Regions from separate parts of the Mus musculus genome. Here region 1 is linked to region 2. The links are chromatin loops, found by intact Hi-C in ENCODE. Cell type or tissue: heart. All regions are shown on one strand.

Region 1 (8,000 bases), 690 kb after region 2:
GAACATAGAGCATTTAGAAAGCTGTCTCGAGCAGAACTTAGGCTGCCAGCTTGGACCCACAGTTTGACTTCAAGTCATTCGTTTTGCAGGTCTCCAACACCCTTCTCTCTATCTCAAACATTCCTTCTCCAAGAACCCCTCTCCAAGCTGAGGCTGAGGAGTCCTCAGCACTCCCCCTCCTAGTGTGGAAAGGAAAGGCTGCAGGCAAAGCATTTCTGACCTCTCCTTGACCTCTCTTCCTCCTTTCTTCATTCTTTAGAACCATGTGTCCAGGCAAATCCTTCCACCTCTACCAAGCCCAAGTCTTCTCTGCAAAGACTGTGGGGAAGCTGCTTGCCTATGACCCAGTGACCCTATTACTAAGATAAGCATAATTTGACTGCTGGTTTGAGAGCCAAATGAGACTGTGGTAGACACCGGAGCTCAGCATGTGCCAAGCACTGTCCTGGGAGCTATGCTTTCATTCATCCCTTTTATCTTTGCCACAAACTTCAAAGAGGAGAAGTGTTACCATCTCCTTTTCCCCCAGCAAAAACTGATGCAGGTGCCAAAAACACAGCTGCCTTTGAGCAGAGGTAGAACTTGAACCCAGGGAGTCAAGCTGCAGCCTGTGTGCCCAGCCCACAACATTAAGCTGTCCCAAGCATGCTTGCTACAAAGATGGAAGTGTTGTGAACACTGCATACCACTGCCTTCACTCTACCATCCCTATCCACAGCCTGGAGATTGATGGACTCTGCTCTGTGCCGGGCAGTAGAGGACCAAAGCCAAGCAATGATGTACAGCCTCCTGCCAGGGGGAAGCCAGCCTAGCACCTAATTGGATCAGACCCCCCTCCCAGGATTCCTCTACCTCCTCCTCTCAGCTCGCTATCTCTCCAGCCCTGCCCTGCCTGAGGTTCTGCAGCTGCCCCAGTTGATTTTATAAATGGCCCTTGCAAGAGGTGGGCACCTTGGCTAATTGAATCAACGCCCAGAAGGCAAGAGGCAGGAGGCTGGTTAACATCAAGGCCGAAAAGTGGTGGCAGCAGCAGCCTGAGGAGAGTCCCCAGGGAGGGCTGAGTGAGCCAGAGAGGCTCAAACAATCAGATGCTGAAACCTTTCCAGATGCTGAAAGTCCAGGTGGAACCTCCTGGGGGGGGGGGGGGGGGGGGCTGGCATCCCCTTCTCTAAGCGTGGGGCAGGTTTACTCAGATTAGCTCACACACACACACACACACACACACACACACACACGCACGCACGCACGCACACGCGCACATGCACGTGCACACAGTTTATACACTCTGAAGAAAGTAGGAATAAAGAGAAATGGGAGAGTCAGAAAAGAATGGGAATGACACAGCATTCAGCAGTAGTGAATTTGGGTACATGCCTCCAAGCTGGGGACCTGAACCCTGAACTCCTATCTGCCCTGATGCCAATGCATGGCTGTGGCACACAATGACATCTCAGTCAATGACAAGCTGTATATAAAGTCTGTAAGATTAAAGCAGATGAAAAAAAAATACCTCCTGCCTGGCATGTTTATGGACCCTCTTCTATCTTGGATGTTTATATATACACAAATACCATTATGTTACCAATACATCCAGTATTTCACATATAACATAGCTCTACATGTTTGTATCCTAGGTGAAACAGGCTATGCCACACATCTATAATATATACATATTACAGATATATTGTGATTATATAGAACATATATAAATTATATATTACATGCATATATGTGTTATATTTATATAGCAAATAGTATAAATTATATTTACACACAGACATATATACAAACATACCATGTACCTTAGGTACGCAGTTATATATCACATAGGTATAAAAATTCAGTGGTGCAAGATAACCTACAGAATCAACTAGCCTGGGCCCCTAAGGGCCCACAGAGACTGAACCACTCTCCAGGGAGCCTGCATGGGACTGACCTAGGCCCTCTGCACATATGTTACACTAGTGCAGCTTGGTCTTCAAGTGGGACCCCTAACAGCCGGAGCAAGGGCTGTTTCTGACTCTGTGGCCTGCCTTTGGGACCCTTCCCTCCTACGGGGCTACCTTGTCTAGCCTCAATAGAGGAGGATGTGCCCAGTCTTACTGCAACTTGATATGCCAGGGTTGGTTGATGGGAGCCCCCCCCCCCCTTCTGAAAAGACAGAAGACAAGTAAATGGAGATTGGCAGGAAGGACTGGGAGGAGGGGAAGGAAGGGAAACTGTGGTCAGGATGTAAAGTGAAGAAATAATTAATAAGCCGGGCGTGGTGGCACACCTTTAATCTCAGCACTCGGGAGGCAGAGGCAGGTGGATTTCTGAGTTTGAGGCCAGTCTGGTCTACAGAGTGAGTTCCAGGACAGCCAGGGCTACACAGAGAAACCCTGTCTTGTAAAACCAAAAGAAGAGGAAGAGGAAGGAGGAGGAGGGAGGAGGGAGGAGGAGGGAGGAGGGAGGAAGGAGGAAGAAGAAGAAGAAGAAGAAGAAGAAGAAGAAGAAGAAGAAGAAGAAGAAGAAGAAGAAGAAGAAGAAGAGAAAAAGAAAAGAAATAATTAATAAAAGAATATTCAGTGGTGACAATGTGTAGTGACAAATTTCTCAGAACATGTCCATTCATTAGACAACCTATGACCTCAATTAAAAGATTAAGCCAGTCTATAATAGTCCTAGATACACCTAAGTTTCTCATAGTATCAACAGGTACTAAGCAGCTTGCCTAGAGCCAGAGACCCATTCTGGGTGGCAAGGTCTTTGTAAATCCTTTGCTCGGGCCCACAATGGCAGGTCTGTTTCCTTCCTTGCCTGTGCACTTTCCCCTGGCCGCCTGGGTGGCTCAGCGGCTCTTGAAGGAGGCCTTGCCTCAGTGTGTCTGTCTGTGGTGCTCTCAAGCGCTTCTCTCCCTGACCCATCAGTGACCGCCTCTGCTGCTCCCCACTGCTTGCTCCTTTGAGTTGGGGCTAGGGGCTGGGGAACCTTCCGGAATCCCAGCTTCTGAGAGAGAGGGACATACAAGTGGCAGTTGCTCTGTAGTATTACTGGATGAATGATGCACACACATCGCGGTGACACAGACACAGCTAAAGCTAGCTAAGAGGCATTCAGAGCTCCCTGCAGAATGGGGCACACCCACTGGCTCATTTCCTCCGAGGACACTAAAAACCTAGTCAGCATTTCCCCAACAGCCTTCTAAGGACTTTCATTGCCACTCCCAGCTTCCCCAAATGCTCTACTTCCGCAGCTACCAACCCCTCACCCCACTTTTCCCCAATCAAGCTGTCCACCACGTCCCCTGGTGAGATCACGTGATCTCAGAGTAGAGCAACCAGAAAGTTCTGTCTCTTGAAGGTGAAGGGCGCAAAGAGATAGGGATCGGCTCAGGATCCCATATTTTGAAAGCGTGTTCACATTTCCGGAGGGGAATCCCAAGGTTCGGAAGACTCCCGAAGCTGCCCCTCACCACCAGATCCTTCAGGTAGAGAAATTCGTCCCTCAGGACCAGGCACCCACCGCGCCTCGCAAGCTTAGTCCCTAGTTGCAGTTTCCACAGGCTGGCACTGCCCCCTGCTGGGCACATTCGGGATGAGTGCGTCAAGTGCCAAGTGAGGAATCAATAATGTGGCCTTCTTTGCTTTGAGACACAAAGCGTCTACCTGACTCCTGCCCCAATGCTCTTCCCCCATGTCCTGAGGAGCCTGGGCTCCTTGGAGAATTGGACCCGCAGATTGAATGCAAACCTTGGCACAGACAAAAGTGGCAGAGAACCTCTTACCTGCTCCAGCTTACGTACTCCGTTAATAACTGTCAAAAGCTACCATAAGACAAAACCTAGGAGGCCACACACCCGGGGTCTTGAAGGCATGGATCTGTGTGTCTGTTGCTCATTACTCTCCTGGATGCTAGAACCTTGTCTTGCACTAGAACCTCACTGTGACTGGACAGAATGCAGCCGCCGTCTTTCTGTTTGGTTGGTTGGTTGCTTGCTTGCTTTTTTGCTTCTTTGGTTTTTTAGTTTTTCGAGACAGGGTTTATGTATGCAGCCTTGACTGCCCTGGAACTCTGCTCTGTAGAACAGGCTGGTCTTGAACTGAGAGATATGCCTGTCTCCGGAGTACTGGGATTAAAGACTCACCCCCTGGCTACTGTAGCCATCGTAATTAACCTCAGCATGTGAGGATCCAAGCTCACTACCTGAAACTTAAGTGTCGCCTTGGAAACCTCTCTTCTTCGTCACCCAAGCTGCACAGGAGCTAACTCTGTAGCAGCTTTTGAATCCCAGGAACCCTTTCAGTGGCATCTCTACGCTATACCTCTCACCCCCAAGTCCAGCTTCCCAGAGCTGCTGTCCCTAAAGATTTATTCCTGTGGCATTCCTTACCCAAGAGCCTCAAACCTCCCTTCCTTCTCCCACTAACAATGAGCTTCCCACAACATACTCCGAATCTGCTGCTGCCGACACTACCCCTCCACCTACAGCAGGTTTCTGTGTTGCTAAGACCTCCCAATGTTCATGTCGTCCTAAGCCAAAGAGGCATGGGGCACACCTGACCTACCAAGAGATTGGAGGCCATTGCCAATGCCCCGATGCCGGCGCTGAGGAAAAGGAGCCCATCCATAGAGATCAGCTGATCAAAGTTCAGTGTTCAAAATGTGGTTTCTACTGGATGGATGTTTCCTGCTATCACTAAGTCAACATTCCAACTAAACAGTGATGGAGCAGCTCGCTCTGGGTCCAATTCCTTCCTGACTCCTTCTGTAGCTTTAGTATTGTTCCTTCCAAGATATCCTCTCTCTCTCTCTCTCTCTCTCTCTTTCTCTCTCTCTCCCTCTCCCTCTCCCTCTCCCTCTCCCTCTCCCTCTCCCTCTCTCCCCCCAGACCCCTTAAGTACCATCAAAGCCCTTCCCACCCTGAAAGGCCCACCTCAAACACCACCCTTTGCTATGAAGTCTTTCTTGGACATTAACTGCTTCTGAAGCACCTGGCCTTGGGCTGCCTATGTGGCACTTAACATTCCCTTCTCAAGGACAGCCATCTGTGCCTTGTCTCTCTCAGCTTTACACATATATGTAAGGAGGGGTGGGGTGGGAATCATGTCCTAGGAAAGGCTGGCCAGGACCACACAACCGGTAAGTCTTATTTCTAGTGCATAAAAGATACAATAAGTCACTCATTTCTTGGGACCCATGAGATGGTTCAGCAGGGAAAGATCGCCAAGACTGATGGGCTGAGCTCCATCCTGGAACCCATGGAGGATGGAGAGAACTGATTCCTGCAAGTTGTCCTGCATCCTCCATGTGGGAGCTGTGACAAGCCCTGCCTGCCCATACACGCAGAAGTAGATAAATGTAAAATCTATTAACTGCTAAGTCTTTCTCGAAATCCAGATTTGCCATCAAACCCTTCACGCATCCACTGCCATTTTTCTGTCCTTGCAAAAAGTAAAAAAGCAGATGTTTGAAGGTTTTTCATGCTTTGAATGGACCTCATGTTTCATATGTTAAAAACAAAATCTCCCAAGTTATATGCTCATGGATTTGGAAGCAGGGCTTTGGGATTGGACGATGAGGGCACTGTTTCTGTAGATGAATGAAGTGATTCAGGAAGCAGTGCATGATCCAGGGAACAGCCTTGCTTTCTCTCTATGCTTGCTGTCTTCTTGTCACATCATGTCCACTGTGGTATTATCATGCAAGAAGAAGGCTCTCACTGGATACCATAAACATTTTGTGTTTGTGGACTCCCCAGCCTGAAGATCCACAAGCTGAAAATAAAATCTTTTTTCTTCATAAACTACCTAGTCTGTGGCATTCAGTTATAGAAACAAAAGACAGATTAAAATAAAGATTTTCCTAGGGGGGGTGGGAGGGTCCCAGACCTCCTGGGGCCTCTGACCCTGTAGACAAATGCTGAGGACCCAGCAGAGGCCCAGGGAAGACATCCCAGCCAGTGGAAGAAGCACTCGGCAGGTCAGCCCCAGCATTCTCTCCCCTCACAGCATTACAGGCCACAGAAGAGTAGTTCGAAATTGGTTTAATGTATAGAAAACTCTGGGAGCTAGAGGGACAACAGCTACTCTCGCTGCTAACCAGAAGCCAGGGTTGTCCCAGGAACAAAACATCTATAGGCAGGAGGCCTGCCCACACCGAGGAGCCAGGACATCTGTGGAAACCCTTTGTCTCTTAAGAGAAATGGCCCCAGTTCCCTTTAGACCCAAGGCAGTGGGAGGAAGTGGAAAAGTGTAGGAGGAGGGTGGGTCCCTCCAGGGCCCTCTTTCTGCTCCAGGCTAGTGACTCACACAGTACACAAATAAGGCACACCGAGCCTGGGGCCCAGGAAGGGGCAGTAACCAAAAGGACTCTACCAGAAGCCACCATTTCCCCTCCACAGCTTCCGAAGACCTCCCTGGGAACCACATATCCCATCTTCTGGCCATCCCCTACTTTGGGCCTTTTTTAAGTATGACATTGTCATACTCAGTTGCCTGTGGCCAGTCAGGCACAGAGGAGTCTTGCTGGAGGGAGCTGGGACCCCCATCGGCAGTGGCCTGCTCCCTCCATGTCTCCCCTGAGGGCCTCTGTGTCCTGTCATAGAGGGACAGGGCAGCCACACCCTCAGGCTCATCATATATATGGTCAGGTAGAGGGGCCCCAGGATCCTCCTGAATGCTGTCATACAGTGGGTCGGGAAGGTGTGGAGGGGGGCCCGTCAGGAGGCCCCTGAAGCTCTTCCTCAGGGAGTGAGCCACCGTATCAAAGGGTACGGCATACTCCCCCTCAGGGGCCCCTGGCCTCATGCCAGGCACCAGTGTGCCAGGGGATGGAGAAGGCAGAGAGTCGTGGGGCCGGGAATAGGGGCTTTCAGGTCGAGGCAGCACAGTGGGCATCATGGGCCCTGTGGCTGGCAGGGATGGAGGCCCGGAAGGGGTGGCATTCTTCTGGACAGCAATGACCTTTTCTAAGGCTTGGAAGATCTCATTGCCGTGTCGTGTTTCGAACTCAAAGTTGCCCTCTCCAGAGAGACAGCGTCTGCCAGCCTCAAAGGAAAAAGTTGCCTACAGTGAGGGGGGAAAAGAGGGAAAGAACTGTTCTTCCCTGGACTCCACCCACATGGAAAAGTGCTGACCCTGGCACCAGAAACTTCTCTTGGAGCTCTTGGAGCTCTTGCCCCTCTGCCTCTGCATTTTGTTTGTTGGGGTTGGTTGTTTACTTGGGAAAAGGCTCTCACCATGTAGCCCAGGCAGGCCTTCAACTCTGTCTCCTGCCTCAGCCCCCTCAGTGCTGACATTATAGCTGTGTGCCACCACATCTGGCAAGAACACGCTCCTCCCCATCCCTTCTCCACATCATCTCTCCTCACCTAGGCCTCTTGGCTTTCACTCCTTCCCCTCCCACCTCTGCTGTCTCTCTAGATGACCTTCCTCCTCGATCCACTCTCTCTTTATTGGCTCTCTGCCCCTCCCTCGTTGTTCTCCTTAGGTAACTCATCTTTGGTCTCAGCCCTTCACTCACTCACCTTGTCACGCCCAAAGCGTCGAAGAAACCTGTAGGGCCAGTCATATAGCTGTGTGCCTGGCTCAGGGCCACCCCACAGCTCCAGGGCACTCACCCCGGTCCGGAGAGTATAGGACCCTCGGAGCCGGCAGCGCTCACTGGCTTCTGTGGGTCGTATGGTCACCATATATTCCTTGCAGAGCCCTGGAGAGGAGAAGAAAGAGAGGCAGCTTCAGGAAACAGTGGGCTCCTTCTCCACCAACCCATCCTTAGTAAGCATGCCAGAAATTCTTGAGAAAACCCTGTTCGTGTTATCTGTGATCCCACCACAGATCTTAATGCCTAGGCTGCTGACCCCACCTCCTCCCCTGGAAGGCATTCTTCAGGCCCTCGGCCATACCACCCCAACCCTGTGCCCACATCCTTCCTGCCACTGCTGCCAGAGCCACAGCTTGGTTTTCTCCACACCATCCATCACTCCCCAAGACCCTGATGCTAAGCCCCAGGTGAAGCCT
Region 2 (8,000 bases):
TCATTGACTGTGTGGGTGTTCATAATATGACTGTAGGGGCGCATAACACACCACATATGTAAAGGTCGGAGAACAACTTTGGGGTGTAGGTTCCCTTGTGGGCTCCATCCTTTACATTTCATTAGATATACTAATGCTTACAAAATAAGTTAGAGATTAAAATGCCACAACCAAAAACAATTTAAAGGAGAAAGGCTTCCAGTTCTGGAGTAAACAGTCCTTCATGGTGAGGAAATCATTGAAATGGAAGCCCGATCACAACAGGGCAGTCAGGAAGCAGAGACATCAGACTGGGAACTGGGATTCAGAAAGGAAGCCAAGCTACAAAACTTCCAAGCACATCCCAGGGATGGGCTTCCTCGTGCAAGGCCCCACCTCCTGTGGTTCCATATAGCACCAAATAGAACGACCAAGTGGGAACCAAGTATTCAAATACATGAACATATGGGAGACAGTTCACATATGTCCCCCACAACAGGTATGGCAGAGGCACGACACAATGCATCTTGCCATATGATACTGGTTGTATTTACCAGAGTCTCACAGAATGAGTACCAGGGGGAAGTAAACAAACCTTAATATTTCCAGAGTTTACTTCTTTTAATTTTCTATATTTCTCAAATTTGTGTAATAAACGTGGTAGATTTATAATTTCAATAATTATCCTGGCGTATACTTTAAAATATTAAGATGTTTTATTGTGGAAAAATAGCTAGTGGTGAGGCAAAATAATGTTCAAAGAGGAATATCACTGGGAGGGAAGTGCCCATATCATGTAGGACCAAACTTATCAAGAAAGAAAAAAACTAGGAAATGTTTTGATAACATTAGAGACTTGACCTATGGATCCACAGGAGCCACCAAACAGACTATAAGTGTAGAAGCACACAGCAAATAATTTTGAAGGTACAACCCAATAGGAAGAACCTAATTGTTCAACTATAGGTTTTGTGAAACTTTTCCACTCTTAGTGGGGAAATAGACCTTTGTCCACACTCTACACAAAATAAAATTTAAAGGGTTCAAGGAATTAAATCTAAAACAATGAAACCACTGAAACATAACAAAGGTCTAAGTGGCCAATTGTACTCAGAAATCTGTAACTTTTAAGACATGGTCTTTGGCATAAACCACCAGAGGAGGGGATAATTGATGTTACTGTTTCATAAAACAGCAAAGCAAGAGTCCCTCAAGCTTGAAGGAAGTGGGTGCAACAGACAGAATCAATACAGACTTAATGATCTTTACACTTTTTTTTTGTAATTCCTTGAGAGAGGGAATATAGCTTCCTGAACATGTGACTCTTAAAAAAGCAGATATTAGTGACCCCAAGACTTCTCTGCTCTGAACTCTCTATGTCTTGGGGTCTGTCACACTGAACCTAACCACACAAGAAGTGCTAGCTGAACTAAACTAACACTTACGATGAGGGTTCCATACGCATCAAGGGGAAATCTCTTTCTTAATTTGGCAGATGCCTGTGTGGTTTGTACTGTGAGATGGCCCCTGTAAGAAGCTCCAAATACACAACAGGACATAAGACAAAGGAGTTTACACACATAGGAAGACACAATGTTAGTCAAAGATCAGAGAAAGTAAATATTTCAGTGGAATGGGGAGAGAGTGGATTGGACAAGGAAATGCTAAATCTCTAAGGGATTTAGAAGGCTTCTGAAAGATAGAATGTTAGCCTCTAAGTGGGGCTGGGTAGAAGAGAAGGGACAGCCTCCAGGAGGGTTAGGATTGAGGCAGCAAAGAAGGGATTTTCATACCACAAGAGTGACTAGCTTTGCAAGTAGAGAAAGGGGTGAAGGCTGAAGAATGGGAGCTTTGGGGAGTGTTTCAGGCACTGGAAAATGGAGCTCAGACTTTAATTTTGTGAATGACAAGAAAACCCAAGACATTTAGTAGAACTATGATGTAAACTTTCCAAGGTTGAATGCAACTTCTGTGTGAAGATTTTGTTGTTACTAAGTTGTAGGAAAGAGAATTAGCTGAGAAACAAACCAGAAAAAGTCAAGTTTAGAGGTAGGGTGTCCAGCTGGGTGGTGGTGCATGGCCTGGGAGACTCAGTGGGAGTGGGAGATGAGGCAGGCAGAGGACTCAAGGATGGACTACTGCATAGGGATAAGAGGGACTCTGAAGTTATAGAACAAACAGACCTGGTGACTGACTGAGCACAAGAACTGAGTGGCATGGATAAAGATGACACACTGGAATCTTTAAGCCTTCAGAGCTGATATGACAAGAGACAGGAGTGGCAGAGGTCAATAAGACAATTTAAAAATACAGATGGCAGAATTAATATAGGTGAGAGAAGAAATAATATTAGTTTTTAAAATATGTAAATTTTAAAAGAGTATACCTTACTATTTATCCAATGGTACATCTAATTTTATGTGGACAATTACAAGGTTTGGGTATTTTGAGACAATCTTAAATAATCAAGGCTAGTCTCAAACTTGCTATGCAGCTCAGAATGACCTTGAACACCTCACCCTCCTGCCTCTGTCTCCCTACTACTGGGACAATGATGTGTCATCATGTATAGATGCATAAATTATATTTAAGGCTTAGTGTAAGGAGTGTAGGGTTTCAGAGGACAAATGTATGGCCATTCGTCACTTTTGGCTCTGCATGATGACTTAGCCAACAAGTCCTGACTGATCATTCATTACACACAGGGACCAAATTAAGTGATGGAGACACAAAGTCACATAAAGACCTATATTTTGGCTCAGGACAATATTTATTTGTGAACTCTGTTTGTTTGCTTGTTTCAAGGCAGTTGTTCTGAAGACATGAGAATGAAAGGCCACACCTTCTTTCCACACCTCAACAACAACAGCATAATAAAGGAGTAACAGACATTCTCCAAAGATCCTGTGGATCCACAGGTTCAGAGGTCATTGCTTGAAGAGCATTAGCATAAAGCAATTAGCACACTGATATGAAAGGATGTACAGTGGGTAAGAAGAGTGTCTTGGAGGAGGGAAGGAGTATTCCAAGAAGTGCAAAAGAAGCCAAGGGGGTTGTGGGAGAAACAGAGAACATTGATGTTAGCCAATCTCCAAAGAAACCCTGGGAGGTGTGGAAATAAACGAGTCAAGGCTGAAATCTTTAGTCTAAACACTTGTTTCTCCAATGGGGACAAGTCAAGATTATGCTGACAGAGCAGTTTCTACAGAAGGGCACACAGGGGTGTAGGCGCACTGCCATCCAGTGGCAAGAAAGGAGGCACAGGTCTATTATTTTTCATAGCCTCAGTTTAAGCACTACTGAGGTCTGAGGGGCAATGGCAGGAGTCTATCAGCTCAGCTCTTTCCCTTCCTACAAAGCAACCAGTCCCATCATAGGGTCCCTGTCCTTATGATATTGTTTAATCCCAATTACCTCCCAGAGACTTCATCTGCAAAGAACATGAACACATAGATTTGGGGATTAAGTTCAGCGTGGGCTTTGGAGACTAAATCCTGACAGATACTTTACCATCTTATGGGTAGGGTAATTTTTGTGTTTCAAGTTCCCCCAGTTTGTCTAAAGCTTCTTTAATCCACAGGTCACAGTGAATCTTAATAAGGAGTCTCATTTCCTAGCAGAAAACTACTGCAGGGCCCAGAAAATAGTATATATCCTAGATGACTCTATGGAAAATGGTGTTCTTTCTCCTCTGAAAGGGTTCCTTGGTTATCCTCTTAGCAAGGGATCTTCTCCAATGGCCTGGCAGTTAGCTTCCAGCAGAAAAGGACTATCTCACTCCAAGTACAAGACTGATAAGGAACGGCTAAGTGTCTCTAGGTAGAAGAAGAAGAAGAAGAAGAAGAAGAAGAAGAAGAAGAAGAAGAAGAAGAAGAAGAAGAAGAAGAAGAAGAAGAAGGAGGAGAAGAAGAAGGAGAAGGAGAAGGAGAAGGAGAAGGAGAAGGAGAAGGAGAAGGAGAAGGAGAAGGAGAAGGAGAAGGAGAAGGAGAAGGAGAAGGAGAGGGAGAGGGAGAGGGAGAGGGAGAGGGAGAGGGAGAGGGAGAGGGAGAGGGAGAGGGAGAGGGAGAGGGAGAGGGAGAGGGAGAGGGAGAGGGAGAGGGAGAGGGAGAGGGAGAGGGAGGGTGAGGGTGAGGATGAGGGTGAGGGGGAGGGGGAGGGGGAGGGGGAGGGAGAGGGAGAGGAAGAGGAAGAGGAAAAGGAAAAGGAAAAGGAAGAAGAAGCCCTTGCCTTTTCAGTAGAGTTGAAGCACTGTGTTGGCACTGAAACCCCCTACTTCAGCCTCCAGGAAAGTCTTTTCTTGAGCCTTCATGTCACCATAAGCATAAGTTGTGTTAATTATTGGAAGTTGCTGAGGCTCATCAGCATTAGAGAGACAGGCCTTTCTCCTATTTGGAATAGTTCCAGAGTGGTTCATTCTTGAAGGAATTGAGTAGCACAGTGACAGAAAAAGAAAAGGGAGTGGAAGGAAAAGAAGGAGGAAGAGAAGGCAAAGGAAGAAGAGGGCAGGCTGAGGGAGGAGGTAACGAGGAGAGGGGGAAGAGATGCATGGAGGAGACAGTGAGGAAGAAGAAAAAGATGGGGAAAAGAGGAGGGGAGGACATAAAGGAAGGAAGGAAAAGGAAAAGAGAGGAAGGAAGGAAAAGAGGAAGGGGTAAGGAGGAGAGGTGAGAAGCAAAGGAGGGGAGGGAGATCACTGCATCAGTGATGAACCGATGACTTCATCTTCCTCTCATGCCCATTAGCCTCTCTCCAAGAGTTTTCTAAATGGCTGCCACTGTGAAAGGGTGAAAGCGGTGGGGGGTTGTGTGCCCCCTTCTTGTTGTTCAGGCACACACCAGGTGCTTCAGACAGATGTGGGCTGGGTTCATCCCAACAGCAGGACCCCCTACTGCTTTCTACTGCCTCTCTTTTTCTTGGGCCCTGACATTTGGAAGCCAGCCCAGGACTCATCGGTGCTTTATAGGTCACATGAATTTTGGTATTTTTAGATTCGATAACAGAAATAGCTCGCCCAAGCTTCTCACATTGTTCTCCTGGCATGCTTTAAGGATGGTAGTGCAGTGTGAGTACACAGAAAAGTAAAGGACCTGCGATCAAGTCAGAGTTCTGGGTCTGCGATGTGATGCCTTGGCCCTAAGCCCCATTCAAGCTACTCTGCCTCTTCAACGTACAGTGTGAACATTGTAAAATGGGTACATGGGTAAATTTGACTTTAAGGTCACTCATGTGAAATGAACCAGTCTTCAAGTGGGATAATATATATATATATATATATATATATATATATATATTTCCTGTCCCCAGAGGAAAGAGGTGAAAATGTGTAATCTTTACACTAAATCTGACCAAATCCAGGTTTTCTGTTACAGTTTCAATCTCAAATGTTCCCATGCATGTTCCCATGCATTCCCTTGCCCCTTATCTGGGATATTGTTGGAAAGTAGTAAGTCCTTTAGGTATTCCAAGTTTTTAATAATGTCATGCAGAGTGTTATTTTATTTATGTACTTCATTTAACATGTAGCCAATTCTGTTTGTAGATAGACATGAACAGGAAATAAGCATTGTTTTCTATCTTTGTATCTGCTTTTTAGGTGTTCGTTTGTCTTCTGTGCATTTGCATGCCTTAGAAAGCAAACAGCCACCTCCCTCTCTTCATTCCCTTCCCTGCTCAGCCCCCAGAACAAAACATTCTCAATATTTATAGCAGGATCATTCAGTATTTATTTCCATTCCTCTGAATTGCACATATGCTTAGCAACTTCTTGAAATTTACAAATTCTAGCCTCTCTCTTTGACTCCCACTGTCAAAGGTAAGGCATGAGCTTGTAGCCCCTGCCCCTGACCTACTGTATATCGATATACTTCTGTCTAATTCCATATTCTGTCAATGAAATTACATTGTAATTGTTGTTAGTGGATTCACTGAGCATGAATTATTACTAAGTAGACACTATATGTAGATAAACTTAAGGGAACACTCTGATTAGCTTTGTTTCCCCAAAGAGTTCTGTTTCGTGTTGACATTAGTTTTTCTTTGGACCCAGTTTATATTTTATTTGTTCCTTGTGTATATTTATCACATTTCATCACCAAGCTCCGTGTCTGTCTCTTTATCCCCTTCAAGTTTATTTGGACCCACAGAGCATAGACCCAGTAGAGCTATGATCCCTCCCATCTTGAGTGCTGGGAACTGAACTCCAGTCTTCCACCATGGTAGTACAGGCTTAGTCACTGAGCCACCTCTCTGGTCTCTGAATGTTCCTTTTAAAATACCATGATTCACATCCATGTGTACCTTCCTGCACATATGAACACACATATAGATAATAAAATATGTAAATAAAATACCAAGTTTTTCCTTCCAGAAGATATATTCTCTTAGCTTTCCAGATATTGAAGACAGTTTGATGTGTCTTTGTTTTCTGTGTGTAGTCTCTGTCTATCATGTTAGCTTTTCCTAAGTCTTTCTCTAGCTATCTGTTTTTTTTTTTTTCTATAAAGGTTGTGCTCAAATATATGGCTCACCTAAACTATTTATTTTTCAGAAAAATCTAAAGGGGCTAAGTGAATGGATGGGCCTTGTTGGCCGGCCTTATCACATTAGAAGAATCTGTGTTATAAATTCATAAGTTTATTTAGAACCTCCACTTTTAACTTAATATATAATTTTCCTCAGAATTAGATCCCCAGAGAAGGCTTTTCCAGCCTCTTGATTGAAAGAGGTATAAATCACATAACTGGGCACTGTAGAGAGAACTACAGGGGGTACAGACATTAAACCTGTCTACCTGATGCCAGGCTCCATCTTGACCGGCATGCCTCCTGCATCCAGTTCTGAAGCCATTTGAACATTTGTACACATAAGTAAGGTTGCTTCTCAGTTTTCTCAATGTTTCCTGTAAGAGTCTGTTTCCATGGCTCTGTTACCAAACTTCTTATGGAGATTCATTCCACCTCCATGGATGCCCTCTCTCTTCATCCTGGTCATCTTCATGTCTTTCTGAAGCAGTAGTTCTCAACTTTTCCAAAGCGGCAACCCCTTAATACAGTTTCTCATGCTGTGGTGAATGAACCCCCAACCATGAAATTATTTTTGTTGCTACTTTATAATTCTAATTTTGCTACTGTTATGAGCTGTAATGTAAATACCTGTGTTTTCTGTAGTCTTAGGCAACCATTGTGAAAGGGTTATTCGACCTGCAAAGGGGTTGCAATCCACAGGGTCAAAACTGCTTCTAAAGGGGAGGGGGGAGCTCTACTGTTCGCTCATGGAGTTCCAGAAGGAGAAAGAAAGTAGAGAGTTGTGCTCCATTTCTCCTTGTGGGAACCTCTAGCTGGTGTCTTCATAATAGAAAAAAAAAAAGATGCCAATAAGGAACATTCCTTGATAATCCCAAAACCAGAAAAAAGAGGAAGAAAGGATAGGATGTTTATGGGAATCAGGTTAGGATAGCTGTATGCCTCTGTCCATTATTTGCAGATAAGAAATCCTGCCAGTGCTTCCAGGTCCTGTAGCTCCTAGGTGGCTTAGATTTATGCTGCCAGCATTATCTTTTCTCTCCTTTCTCTGTTTTCCCTGTTCACAAGTCATCTTGTTAGTCCAAATTACACTTTTTAAATTTCAGCATCTTACTACTTGTAATCAAGTTATTGATGAGGCTGACTGCCCTAAACAATTTTTTTTTATATAGCACTACTAAAACCCTTAATGAGATGATATTTAACACAAGAAGGGCAAGCTAATGCCTAAGCCTTTCCAGGAAGAGACTCATTTTAGGGCCAGCTGAAACATCATTTTCTCTTGGTTAAATATAATCCAATCCAGAAGAACTTGGAGCTAAACTATATATCAGAGAAGAAAAAAAAAAGTCATTCTAGATCTCTGAAAGAGAAGAAAATGTCTTAAGCATGAAATACCACAGACATCAAATATAAATTAAAAACTCTCAGTCTTCATGAATTTACTTAATGAAAAGCTACTGTGAGGCAACTATTTAAAAGATTGTGTCCTGATCCCAC

The links. Peaks named below come from ENCODE experiments on the same cell type or tissue, not always from the same donor. Only the 100,000 strongest peaks of a DNase experiment are listed, where the experiment ranks them.
Region 1: a loop joins it to region 2, with 2.7 times the contacts of the local background. A loop is called at or near these places in 2 of 42 quality-filtered maps.

The regions. Positions count from the first base shown.
Region 1 is chr14:70,776,505-70,784,504 of GRCm38, reverse strand. Dok2 (docking protein 2) reads right to left here. Exons shown (of 5, transcript NM_010071.2): 4 at 7,508-7,689; 5 at 6,011-7,046. The coding sequence ends at 6,432. Among named protein-coding and RNA genes, the nearest start is that of Dok2, 6.1 kb to the right of the region's middle. In heart, a CTCF peak has its summit at 3,566 (motif pointing left); DNase peaks (open chromatin) are centred at 3,134, 3,514, 6,234, 7,574 and 1 weaker place; H3K4me3 peaks cover 768 bases; H3K27ac peaks cover 2,130 bases; H3K27me3 peaks cover 549 bases.
Region 2 is chr14:71,471,053-71,479,052 of GRCm38, reverse strand. No RefSeq gene overlaps it. Among named protein-coding and RNA genes, the nearest start is that of 4930429C20Rik, 54 kb to the right of the region's middle. In heart, a CTCF peak has its summit at 3,226 (motif pointing left); a DNase peak (open chromatin) is centred at 4,932.